2 separate regions of the Homo sapiens genome follow, and region 2 is linked to region 1. A link is a contact called in ENCODE Hi-C data. All regions are on one chromosome and are shown on one strand. The core of a region is the stretch at or near the end of the contact, and the rest is flanking DNA. Distances in the headings are between cores, read along the strand shown.

What was found. Hi-C counts contacts between places; a loop is a spot of excess contacts on that map. Pooled maps may share reads with other maps.
Region 2: a pooled map shows a loop between it and region 1 (5-fold over the local background). The contact joins the enhancer-like site here to the promoter of RMC1 in region 1. A Hi-C loop is called at or near these places in 1 of 168 maps with a recorded cell type or tissue (naive thymus-derived CD4-positive, alpha-beta T cell), 4 of 37 single-sample maps with no recorded cell type and 12 of 50 pooled maps.

Annotation. Positions count from the first base shown.
Region 1 is chr18:23,500,793-23,506,619 of GRCh38, reverse strand. RMC1 (regulator of MON1-CCZ1) reads right to left here and starts at 3,109. Exons shown (of 20, transcript NM_013326.5): 1 at 2,900-3,109; 2 at 2,173-2,249. The coding sequence starts at 3,001. It also overlaps a transcript of NPC1 not described here. RefSeq lists enhancers at 649-1,152, 2,398-2,497 and a silencer at 2,748-3,397.
Region 2 is chr18:23,076,064-23,081,890 of GRCh38, reverse strand. No RefSeq gene overlaps it. Among named protein-coding and RNA genes, the nearest start is that of CABLES1, 57 kb to the left of the region's middle. Within about 2 kb of position 3,095, at least 3 of the 41 ENCODE cell types and tissues checked have a DNase peak (open chromatin) inside an H3K27ac peak, as active enhancers do.

The sequences.
Region 1 (5,827 bases), core at 1,860-4,359:
TACTTGTGCATCTCACAGCACATTCATTATGCAACCCAGATGGCTCCACTACAGTGTCTCATGACCGCCTCAGACAGATGTTAAAAAGTGAACTCAGCTGGGCACAGCGGCCTACACCTGTAATCCCAGCACTGTGAGAGGATGAAGCAGGAGGATCACAGGAATTCGAGACCAGCCTCAGCAACACAGTGAGACCCCGTCTCTATTCCAATACATACATTTTTTAAATTAAAAATTCATTTAAAAAAAAAAAACTCAAGGGATGGATTACAGAAGGGCCCAAGGAAACTTTTCGGGGTCTGAACATGTTCATTGCCTTGATTGTGGTGATGGTTTCATGGGTGTATACATGTCAAAACTCACATATTGCATAATATTAAGTGTGTACAGTTTATTATGTGTCAACTATGCCTCAATAAAGCTGCTTTTAAAAATCTTTTTTTTTTTTTTTTTGAGACGGAGTCTTGCTCTGTTGCCCAGGCTACAGTGCAGTGGCATGATCTCGGCTCACTGCAACCTCTGCCTCTCGGGTTCACGTGATTCTCCTGCCTCAGCGTTCCGAGTAGCTGGGATTACAGGCACGTGCCACCACACCTGGCTAATTTTTGTATTTTTAGTAGAGACAGGGTTTCACCATGCTGGCCAGGCTGGTCTCGAACTCCTGATCTCAAGTGATCCACCCGCCTCGGCCTCCCAAAGTGCTGGGATTACAGGCATGAGCCACCGCGCCCAGTCTAAAAACTCTTTTTAAGTTAAATTCAGTACCTTCCCCCCACCCACAAACTTCTTAGAGCCCCCAATCTAGATTATCACGGGCTCACTCGTTTTCCACACCCAACCGACCCCCGGGTCTTACGAGAGACCCATCTTCCTAAGTATCCCTTGATTGCCTATGCAATGCCACTCTACACCACCAGAGCGCTGCTCTTCACCACACATGGCTCGCTGATTGCTACTCTCCATAGCATCCCTAACTCTGACAGGCTCCCAACTAAGCCAGCCTCCGTGCTGTGAACAGCATGATCTTGCCAAACACTGACATGATCATCCCACACCCCACCTGATAAGTTTCAATAAGAAGATAAAGCTCTAATTTCATAGGAGAATATGTAAGGTTCAAGCTGGCCCCTGCCAGTGGCCACACCACCACCATTTCCCCTTCCCTGTGGAGACACCCTATGTAACCTTCAGTTACACAGACCCAGAGTTCCCCAAAACACCATGCTCGAACCCCATCCATACTTTAAAACCTTGCTCAGGCCGGGTGCAGCGGCTCATGCCTGTAATCCTAGCACTGTGGGAGTCTGAGGCGGGCGGATCGTTTTGAGGTCAGGAGTTCGAAACCAGCCTGGCCAACACGGTGAAACCCCATCTCTACTAAAAATACAAAAAAAATTAGCCGGGCGTGGTGGTGGGCGCCTCTAATCCCAGCTACTTGGGAAGCTGAAGCAGGAGAATCACTTGAACCTGGGAGGCGGAGGTTGCAGTCAGCCAAGATCGCACCACTGCACTCCACCCTGGGGAACAGAGGGAGGCTCCCTCTCAAAAAAGGACAGTTTCTCATTAACACAGACCAACAGTAAAATTTTTTAAGTCACTACTGAATTGAGGGCCTACATTATACTTTCACCTTCTGTAAGCACCAGTGTTACAGTGGCCAGATAGCTTATCATCCAAATCGAGACACTTCTGAAAGTGAAAGGCCCTGCTGTTGATCATTAAACCTGTTCAACAGTGCGAACTGGGACTATGCAGTCACCTTAAGTATAGTGGAAGCCATGATTTTCTTGTATTATTACATGAGAAACAATGAATCTCCTCCACCTGCCACTCTGGAAAGACCTGGGCTAAAGAAATGAACGCCCTCCTCTGTGAACAAACCAGAAATGGGCACATCATCACGCTGACTTGTTAATTTCCAGTGCTAGGAAGTGGCTGCCCCACTTTTGAAGTATTTGGCTCCCAAATCAACTGCTCCAGATATTCCACTCTGACAAGAGGTGCTAGTAAGTGCCACGAAGACCCTCCCTACAGACAGGAATTCCATGTGCGCACACAGACTTCAGGCCTCTTAGGGCAGACCAAATGACAAAATTATAAAAAACCATTTGAATTAGAAAAACATCATTCTGTTTACATGACAAAATGATCTGAAAGTGTCTATACCATTACCTAAATGAGATGGGATTCCTATCATCTGGGCCTTTAACTACCACGCCAGTAGCTCCACCAGATCGAACAGCAAAAACCTGAGAGGGAAAAGCAGCAAGGTTAACAGCCTGAACTCTGAAAGGATCTAAACTCAGAAGCCAACCCGCAAGCGATTATTTCTGTTATACACCACCCTGGGTTCAACTAAAGTAACACGGCACATATCAAGGTACAGATGTTTGGCTGCTCAGGTGAATTTTAAAAACCAAGAGCAGAGAGCGAAAAGGATGCCACCGTGACACCGGGTCGGGTTCCCGAGGCTCCAAGTTCTAACACCGGTTCGCGCATCGGCGCCGCTGATACGCCTGAAGTACAGTCTTTTCCCCCTTTACAAAATTTCAAGGAAAATGAAAATCTCGACGTCTAAACCCTTGACTACGAGTGTAACTAATGACAAACACAACAAAAGAAGCCTAGATAAGACGGGCGCGCCAACAATTGAGACACTGGCCACGGGGCCACTGCATCCGCGCAGCTGGCTCGGGGGTCCAGCCCCGAGGTCACCTGCGAGGACACCTGGCCGCGGCTGAGCCCACCCAACAAGGAAGGAGCGCGCGCCGCCTCCCGCGCTGGGACGGGACGGGACAGGACAGGAGGGGACGCTCGGGCCTGGTCGCGCGGGACCGGCCTTGGCGCGCCCACGACCCCGGCAGGGCCGCGCGGGGGAGGAAGCGCGGGCGCGCCGGACCTGCTTGTTGGCCTCATCGAAGAAGACGCAGTTGACAGGGTTCGCCTTCTCGAACTGCACCGGCCGCTCGCACAGCTCCAGATAGTAGTCCTCCTCGCCCATGGCGGGCGCCGCGCCCGCGGCGGGGGCCCCGGGGGCGGTCGCCAGAGTGGAGCAGGATGCGCGGTGGAGCCCGGCCCGGACTGTAGCGGCGGCTGCGGCTGCGGCTCTGGGCCCGGCGCGGACGCCGCTTCCTGGTGCCACGCCCCCACCCCGCCCACCACGTGACCCGCGGCCCTCTGCGCTTAAACGGGCAGCGTCTGGCTGCGGTGGGGCCCACCGGCCTTAACCACGCCCCGCCCGGCGCTGGAGGCTCCTCCCCTCTCCCCGAGGGCGGTCGGAACGCGGCGGCGTGACCCGGAAGCCCGCGTGGTTCCCCGCGGACCGAGGGCGGCGTAGCCGCCAACCCTACCCTGCTGCGAGTTCCTGTGCCCGGCTCGGTCGCCCCTGCCCCAACCTGTACCCCCGCGTGGGACCGCTCCCGGTCTAGGAAAGGCTCCTCCTTGCTTTCGGGAGGATTTCCCAAGTGCCTCCCGCGCCAGAGTTCCAGCCTCTGGGAGCTTCGTCAGGGAGAAGGGGCTGAAGGCTCACTGAGCAGGTGTAGGGGCGCCAGAGACCGTCTCCAGTCCCCTCAGCGCTTCTGCGGGCTCTTCCGCTGGAGCCAGAAACCGAATTGACAAGAGGCAGATAAACAAAAGAAAAGCATACACACTTTATTAGTTTTTCATGGGGACCTTCAAAAGAGAGTGAGGTCTGAAGAAGTGGCCACAGCAAGATGCTTTTATACTTTTTAGACAAAGAATGATGCATTTGAGAAGAAAGCACAAAAGGCATCTGGCTGGGGCGATACATTTCTAAGAGAGTCACTAGGAGAAATATTGGGGAGGGTGTAAAATTAGTGGAAGGTAAGTGTTACTTGGGAAGTTCATTTATTCAGGTCCATTGCAGCCCCAACTCCCAGTCTCTGGTGATAAGGGCTATTTTCTGACCCGGGTACAGAGAGGGTGCCACTCCCAGAGGAATCTTTACTGCTTATTCCCTGTAGGAAACGACAGGTCATCTAGCCCTTTCTGAAACTACAATTTCTCCGGTGTTTTTAGCTCAAAATAATATACCAATTTTTGGACATATTTTGGGATAGCACATCCTTCACTCCTTGCTAGTAACAGGGAAACCTAATATAGATTGTGGGTCAGCAAGCCTTTTTACTTGATAAGAAACATGAAATTTACCATGTTAGCCCCTCTTTTTTTGTTTGTTTCAGAGACAGAGTGTCTCTGTGCCCAGGCTGGAGAGCAGTGATGCGAACACGGCTCACTGCAGTCTCAACCTCCCATCTCAGCCTCACAAGTAGCTGGGACCACGGGTGCATGCCACCACACCTGGCTCATTTTTTTATTATTATGCTTTGTAGAGACAGCGTTCTCTGTTGCCCAGGCTGGTCTCAGACTCCTGGCCTCAAGTGATTCTCTCGCTGACCGTGCTCAGCCCCCATGTTAACCCTTTATTTTTATTGTTTATTTTATTTTATTTTGAGACGGAATTTCGTTCTTGTTGCCCAGGCTGGAGTGCAATGGCCCTGTCTCGGTTCACTGCAACCTCCACCTCCCGGGTTCAAGCGATTCTCCCGCATCAGCCTCCCAAGTAGCTGGGATTACAGGCACCTGCCACCATGCCCAGCTAATTTTTTTGTGTGTATTTTTAGCAGAGACCGGGTTTCACCATGTTGGCCAGGCTGGTCTCCAACTCCTAACCTCAGGTGATCTGCCCACCTTGGCCTCCCACAGTGATGAGATTACAGGCATGAGCCACCGCGCCCGGCCCCGTGTTAACCCTTTTTGAGGTGTTCAGTAGTATCAGGCATATTCACATTATTGTGAAATACGTTTCCAGAAACTTTTTATCTTGCAAATCTGATTCTGTCCCTAAATTTGACTACTCTAAGTATCTCATATAAGTGGATTTTATAGTATTTGTCCATTAGTGTCTGGCTTCTTTTGCTTAGCAAAATATCCTCAAGGTTCATCCATGTAGCATGTGTCAGGATTTCCTTCCTTCATTAAGGCCGAAAAAGATTCCATTTTATGTATATAGCACATTTTGTTTATCCATTCGTCTGTTGATGGGCATGTGGGTTGTTCCCACCTTTGGCTGTTGTGAATAAAGCTATGCAAATATCTGTTCAATATTCTGTTTTTAATTCTTTTGGGTCTATACCCAAAAGTTGGATTACTGGATCATATGGTAGTTCTATTTCTCAGAGAGCTATTTTTGAGTGGCTTTGATGTCTGAGCCCAGGAGTTTGGTTTGGAGCATGTGAATCCAAGGAGAAATGACATCTAGGCAGATGGATATATTGGTCTGAAACTCATCAGAGGAGTGACAAGACTGGAAATGTAAGACTTCTACACTCAGCCTCACCCACCCAGGCCCATGTCACACATGGAAAAACCGATAACTCCAGAACCCTGCTCTCCAGCCACACAGTGCCATCCCTGCAGCTGGCTTGTTTAGCTGCTCCCTGTGACTCTTCCTCAACATCACCAGTTTGCCCTGTCATTGTTCTGTCCTCTCTACCCAAGTCTATCTGCCCTCTCCTCTCTTCCCTTCCCTCCTCATCAGCTTTGATTTCATTTCTCTGCATTCCAGTTATTTTTTGCCATTACCTTCAACATCCTTGCTGCACTGTTCTTGTCTGGCAGAGCCTCAGTCCTGGATGAACTCAGCCACCTGCTTTCCCAGTACCTACTGCTGGAGGGGTCACACAACAGGACAGAGGGCACTGCGGGAAATTCAAATGGGCCCTCAGCCCTGCCTGGCTGTCCCAGTCATTGTCTCTCCTGTTCTCTGCAAGGATATTTTCAGGCCTTCTTCACACTCCTCAGACTG
Region 2 (5,827 bases), core at 1,846-4,345, 420 kb after region 1:
AGAGTGCTGGGCTTACAGGCATGAGCCACTTCACCTGGCTAAAAGCAAAACTTTAAAAGGCCTAGAAGCACGTGCATTAAAATATCTTCATAACCTTGGGCAGGAGATAATCATTTCCCTTTTTTTTTTTTTGAGACGGAGTCTCACTCTGTCCCCTAGGCTGGAATGCAGCGGCACAATCTCGGCTCACTGCAACCTCCACCTCCTAGGTTCAAGCGATTCTCCTGCCTCAGCCTCCCCAGTAGCTGGGGTTACAGGCACGTGCCACCACACCCAGCTAATTTTTGTATTTTTATTAGAGACGGGAGTTTCACCATGTTGGCCAGGCTGGTCTCGAACTCCTGACCTTGTGATCTGCCCGCCTCCACCTCTCAAAGTGCCGGGATTACAGGCATGAGCCACCGCACCCGGCAATCATTTCTTAAGACTCAGAAACATGAACAGTACTTGAAAAGATTGCTACCTTTGTTAAAGGAAGTTTTCTGAAAAGGTAAAATCATGACTCTCACATAGATATACAATGAACACATGTTAAAGATTTTATTTACCTCATTATGAGACAGGAACCAGGCAGATGTTATGATCATTTAAAGGAGAAAGCAAAGAACCACATACTGATGTGGAATAAAGAAATGTTGAGGCCGGGTGTGGGGCTCATGCCTGTAATCCCAGAACACTGGGAGGCCGAGGTGGGCAGATCACTTGAGGTCAGGAGTTTGAGACCAGCCTGGCCAACATGGTGGAACCCCATCTCTACTAAAAATATAAAAATTAGCCAGGCACGGTAGTGGGTGCCTGTAATCCCAGCTATTTGGGAGGCTGAGGCAGGAGAATTGCTTGAACCCAGGAGGTAGAGGTTGCAGTGAGCCGAGATTGCACCACTATACTCCAGTCTGGGTGACAGAGTGAGACTCCATCTCAAAAACAAAATAAAATAAAATAAATGTTGAAATAAATTTATAAATAGATGTGAACTTCGCTCTTTCCAAAGGCAGGTTGAGGTGGGGGAGATTAATGGGTATGAGCAGAGGGAGTCAATTCAACCACCACCAAACAGAATTTACGTCTAGAGACAAGAATTATTTTGCATTGCTATCAGTATTTGACAACTTAAAAGTTAAAATAGGCTGGACAAGGTGGCTTATGCCTGTAATCCCAGTACTTTGGTGGGCTCAAGGTGGGGGACTGCTTGAGCCCAGGAGTTTGAGACAAGCCTGGGCAACACAGCAAGACCCCATCTCTATGAAAAATGTAAAAATTAGCCAGGCATTGTGGCACACGCCTGTAGTCCCAGCTACTCAGGAGGCAGAGGCGAGACGATCTACCAGAGCCTGGAAGGTGGAGGCTGCTGTGAGCTGTGTTTGCACCACAGCGCTGTAGCCTGAGTGATAGAGCGAGATCCTGTCTCAAAAAAAAAGTTATAAAATAGCTCAAAGACAATAAATAGCTGAAATTAAATAATCTAGAACAGTGTGCTCTAAGCAACACATTGTTTTCCACTGGAGACACCAGTAATTTTTTTTTGTTTATTCCAAGTTTTTTTATATATCTGATTACTTTTTTCTTTTTATTTTTGAGATGGAGTATTACTCTGTCACCCAGGCTGGAGTGCAGTGGCACCATCTCGGCTCACTGCAAGCTCCACTTCCCGGGTTCACGCCATTCTCCTGCTTCAGCCTCCCGAGTAGCTGGGACTACAGGCACCCGCCACCACGCCCAGCTAATTTTTTGTATTTTCAGTAGAGATGGAGTTTCACTGTGTTAGCCAGGATGGTCTCGATCTCCTGATCTCGTGATCCTCCTGCCTTGGCCTCACAAAATACTGGGATTACAGGCGTGAGCCACTGCACCCAGCCTGGGTGACTTTTAATGCAATGCCTCACATATAACAACTCAGTAAGTACCAGATGAATAGATAAATGATGAATGACAAAACGAAAATTTGAGCTGTAAGTAGAGTTCGGATAAAATATTAGCATCGGCCGGTTGTGGTGGCTCACGCCTGTAATCCTAGCACTCTGGGAGGCCGAGGTAGGTGGATCACGAGGTCAGGAGATCGAGACCATCCTGGCTAACACGGTGAAACCCCGTCTCTACTAAAAATACAAAAAATTAGCCAGGAGTGGTGGCGGGTGCCTGTAGTCCCAGCTACTCAGGAGGCCGAGGTAGGAGAATGGCGTGAACCCGGGAGGCAGAGCTTGCAGTGAGCCGAGATCGCCCCACTGCACTCTAGCCTGAGTGACGGGTCAAGACTCCATCTCAAAAATAATAATAATAATAATTAGCATCTTTGTAAGAATGGCAGAAAACAACTTGAGGTCTTTTAGCCTTTCTCTGCTGGCTATGACACATCTCTGTGCTTCCTGGATAGTTTGTTAGTTTCTGTTTTGTGTTCATTCATTCACTTATTATTCATTCTTATTATTCATTATTCATTCATTTATTCAACATTATTCATTGCAACTTGTGGGAAGAACAAAATAAACAACATTGACAACAAGGAATAAACCCAGAAGCAGCAAGAGACTTGGGAATTTTGTAGTGACGCCAGTTTGGTTTCCACTGATACATTCGGGTAAAAATGACTCCAGTTTGGTTTGCTATGTGGAAGACAAACAATTCATTCCTCACTCACTCTCCTCTGGAGTTGAGAGAAAACAGCCATCCCTCTTCTCCCTCTCTGTGGAAAAAGACCGAATCAGTTGGCGGAGCTTAGCTAAGCTTTTTTTAGTGAAGTTAGAACTTGCTTGGAGACACAGGACTTCCTCTACAAAAGGGCTTTTTTTTTTTTTTTTAATTGAAGGAAACACTGAAGTCTCTTCTAACTCTAGCTGGCCCCCAGCCTGGCTCTCTGCAGCCCCTGCAGTTGACCCTGTCTGACTTTGCCTCTGCAGGAACTTTCTTCACGTTCAAAACCATGAAACATTTTGCCCTGCCTCGGAGTAAAATCAAACACCAGTGAGAACCTCTTGAAGTGAGTTTCCATAGACTCTCAGATGGAAGCCTGGGAATTTCACTGTGCCCCTAAGGAGACCTGAGCTTCCTAAGAGATGAGGACACTTTGATTTCCTAATGTGACTTTTGTCACAGTGGAGCACACTTTGACTCTCACTTCCTGTTTTAATTCTGTTTGGAAATAAAAATCTGCTGAGATTTAGTTTCAAAAGAGCTTCTTGAGGTTTTCTCTGCCAACTAGAAAAGGGAATAACGGCCAGGCGTGGTGGCTCACGCCTGTAATCCCAACACTTTGGGAGGCCAAGGCAGGTGGATCACCTGAGGTCAGGAGTTCGAGACCAGCCTGACCAACATGGAGAAACCCCATCTCTACTAAAAATACAAAACTAGCCGTGCATGGTGGTGCATGCCTGCAATCCCAACTATTTGGGAGGCTGAGGCAGGAGAATCGCTTGAACCCGGGAGGCGGAGATTGCGGTGAGCCGAGATCACGCCATTGCACTCCAGCCTGGGCAACAAGAGTAAAACTCCATCTCAAAAAAAAAAAAAGGAAAAGAAAAAGAAAAGGGAATAAACACAATTGCAGTCAGCACGCACTGATAACCAGGGCTGCCAGTTAACGTGGGGACCTTGCTTTGTTGAGATGGAACACATCCTACTCGGGAGGGCTATGAATGAGGTCTCAAGGGGTGAGCCAAGGTTCCCTGGGTGGAGTGGACTGGGGAACAAGGCAGATGGAGCTGCACCAGGAAAAGCGAGGAGAACAGGGAGGGAGCTGAGGGATGTGGGGTGCATGGGGAGTGGTGGAATAGCAAAGCCTTCATTGGGAGTTGGGCTGTGAGGGGCCTTGTGCCAGGGACTTTACTCCAGAAGCCAGAGGGACTCATGGAAGGTTTCTAGCCTGAGTCAATTTGGTTTCAAAAGATCACTCTACGTGAAAGAAGGAAGTGCTTCTTTCTTAGCCACCTTCTTGGGTGGCTGCTGGGGTAACTTAGGGAAGCCATGCTAAGTGCAGGAGCTGAGATAGTGCCTTTAGTGACAGTAGAAGGGGTTAGAGGAGCAGAGGGGATGGAACCTAGACCTCAGCCATTCCCCGCGCTGCCTCCTGGTCCAGTGATCTTTCTCCTACTCCAGGGCACCACCAGCTCTTCCCCCAGAGCCCTCCTTGGCAGAACAGAGTATACAGTCCCTGCGGAACTGGAGGCCCAGCTAGAGATGGAATATGGCATGCCAGAAAGTTCTTTGAAGTAGTGTATTTTGTCTGAAAAAATGCATGCAAATATTTACGTTCTGTTTCAGAAGAGTAGTGCTCCAGGAAGCTGAACCACTTTTTTAACCTGTGACTCTGGTGCCCCCTGCTTTTCTCACTTACACACATGCCAGGCTGGGAATGGTCCCTGCTCCTGAGCAGCCAGTTTGTTGATATCCCCTCCACACACCATAAGATCATGGACGCCAGGCTTGCTTTCTGGAGTGGGAAGCACATGTGCACAAAGCATACCTGTCTGTGTCCTGGAAACACTGCCTTCACTTCTCTTGAGTGAAAGGATTTACTGAATTGGATTTACGATATTTAAATTAATTTTATTGTCACTCCCTTCAAATTCCTTTTTCTTTCCCCACTCTGATAAATACTCAGTTAATTAGCTTTACAGATCAAGAGTTAGCTAGTGGCGGCCGGGCACGGTGGCTCAAGCCTGTAATCCCAGCACTTTGGGAGGCTGAGGTGGGCAGATCATGAGGTCAGGAGATCGAGACCATCCTGGCTAACATGGTGAAACCTCGTCTCTACGAAAAATACAAAAAATTAGCCAGACGTGGTGGCGGGGGCCTGTGGTCCCAGCTACTCGGGAGGCTGAGGCAGGAGAATGGTGTGAACCCAGGAGGCGGGGCTTGCAGTGAGCCGAGATCGCGCCTCTGCACTCCAGCCTGGGTGACAGAGCGAGACTCCGTCTCAAAAAAAAAAAAAAAAAAAATGGAGTTAGCTATTGGCAGGCACAGACTGCCAGAGTCTCCAATGGGACGCCTTGGCTTAATGGTGCTGCAGAGTATTTTGTGCTTTGTATCTAACGTTTCTAAAATTGACAGTAATAGTGAACACTAACTGGCCAGTTGCTGGGTGCTGGACATGACGTTAGGGTACGTTATTTCATTTCTTCATTACAGCAAGCCTGAGGTAGATATTATTATTGTTTCCATTTTATAGATGAGGAAACTGGGACTTGGAGATAGTTTAAATTTCTCAGAGTCCTACATCCAGGAAATGGTAGAGCCAGGATATGATTTCAGGTGGTCAAATCCCAACACAAGAGTTTTTAGCCTTGACGCTGTAGGGATGAAACTGAATCTCTGGTGAACGACTAGAACATAACACTTAAAATCCTTTGCAGCCCCAGCATTTGATGATTTTGTGAAATCTTGAAGAAACAGATTGATTTGGATGAGACTTGATGAAGGATTGTGGAATATCACTATAAAATCCTACTTTTGGCCAGGCACCGTGGCTCACACCTGTAATCTCAGCAATTTGGGAGACTGAGGTGGGACGATTGCTTGAAACCGGGAGCTTGAGACACAGTCTGGGCAGCAAAGTGAAACCCTGTCTCTACAAAAAATGAAAAAAAGTAGCCAGGTGTGGTGGTGTGTGTCTATAGTCCCAGTTACTTGGGGGACTGAGGTAGGAGCATTGCTTGAGCTCAGGAGGTTGAGTCTGCAGTGATCCTGCCACTGCACTTCAGGCTGGGCTGCAGAGTGAGACTGTGTCTCAAAAAAAAAAACCTCTACTTTTTCTCCGTTCTATCATTCTGAGACAAAAGAGTATCAATAAGAATTAGAACTGTGTTTTTCTTTTTTTTTTTTTTGAGACGGAGTC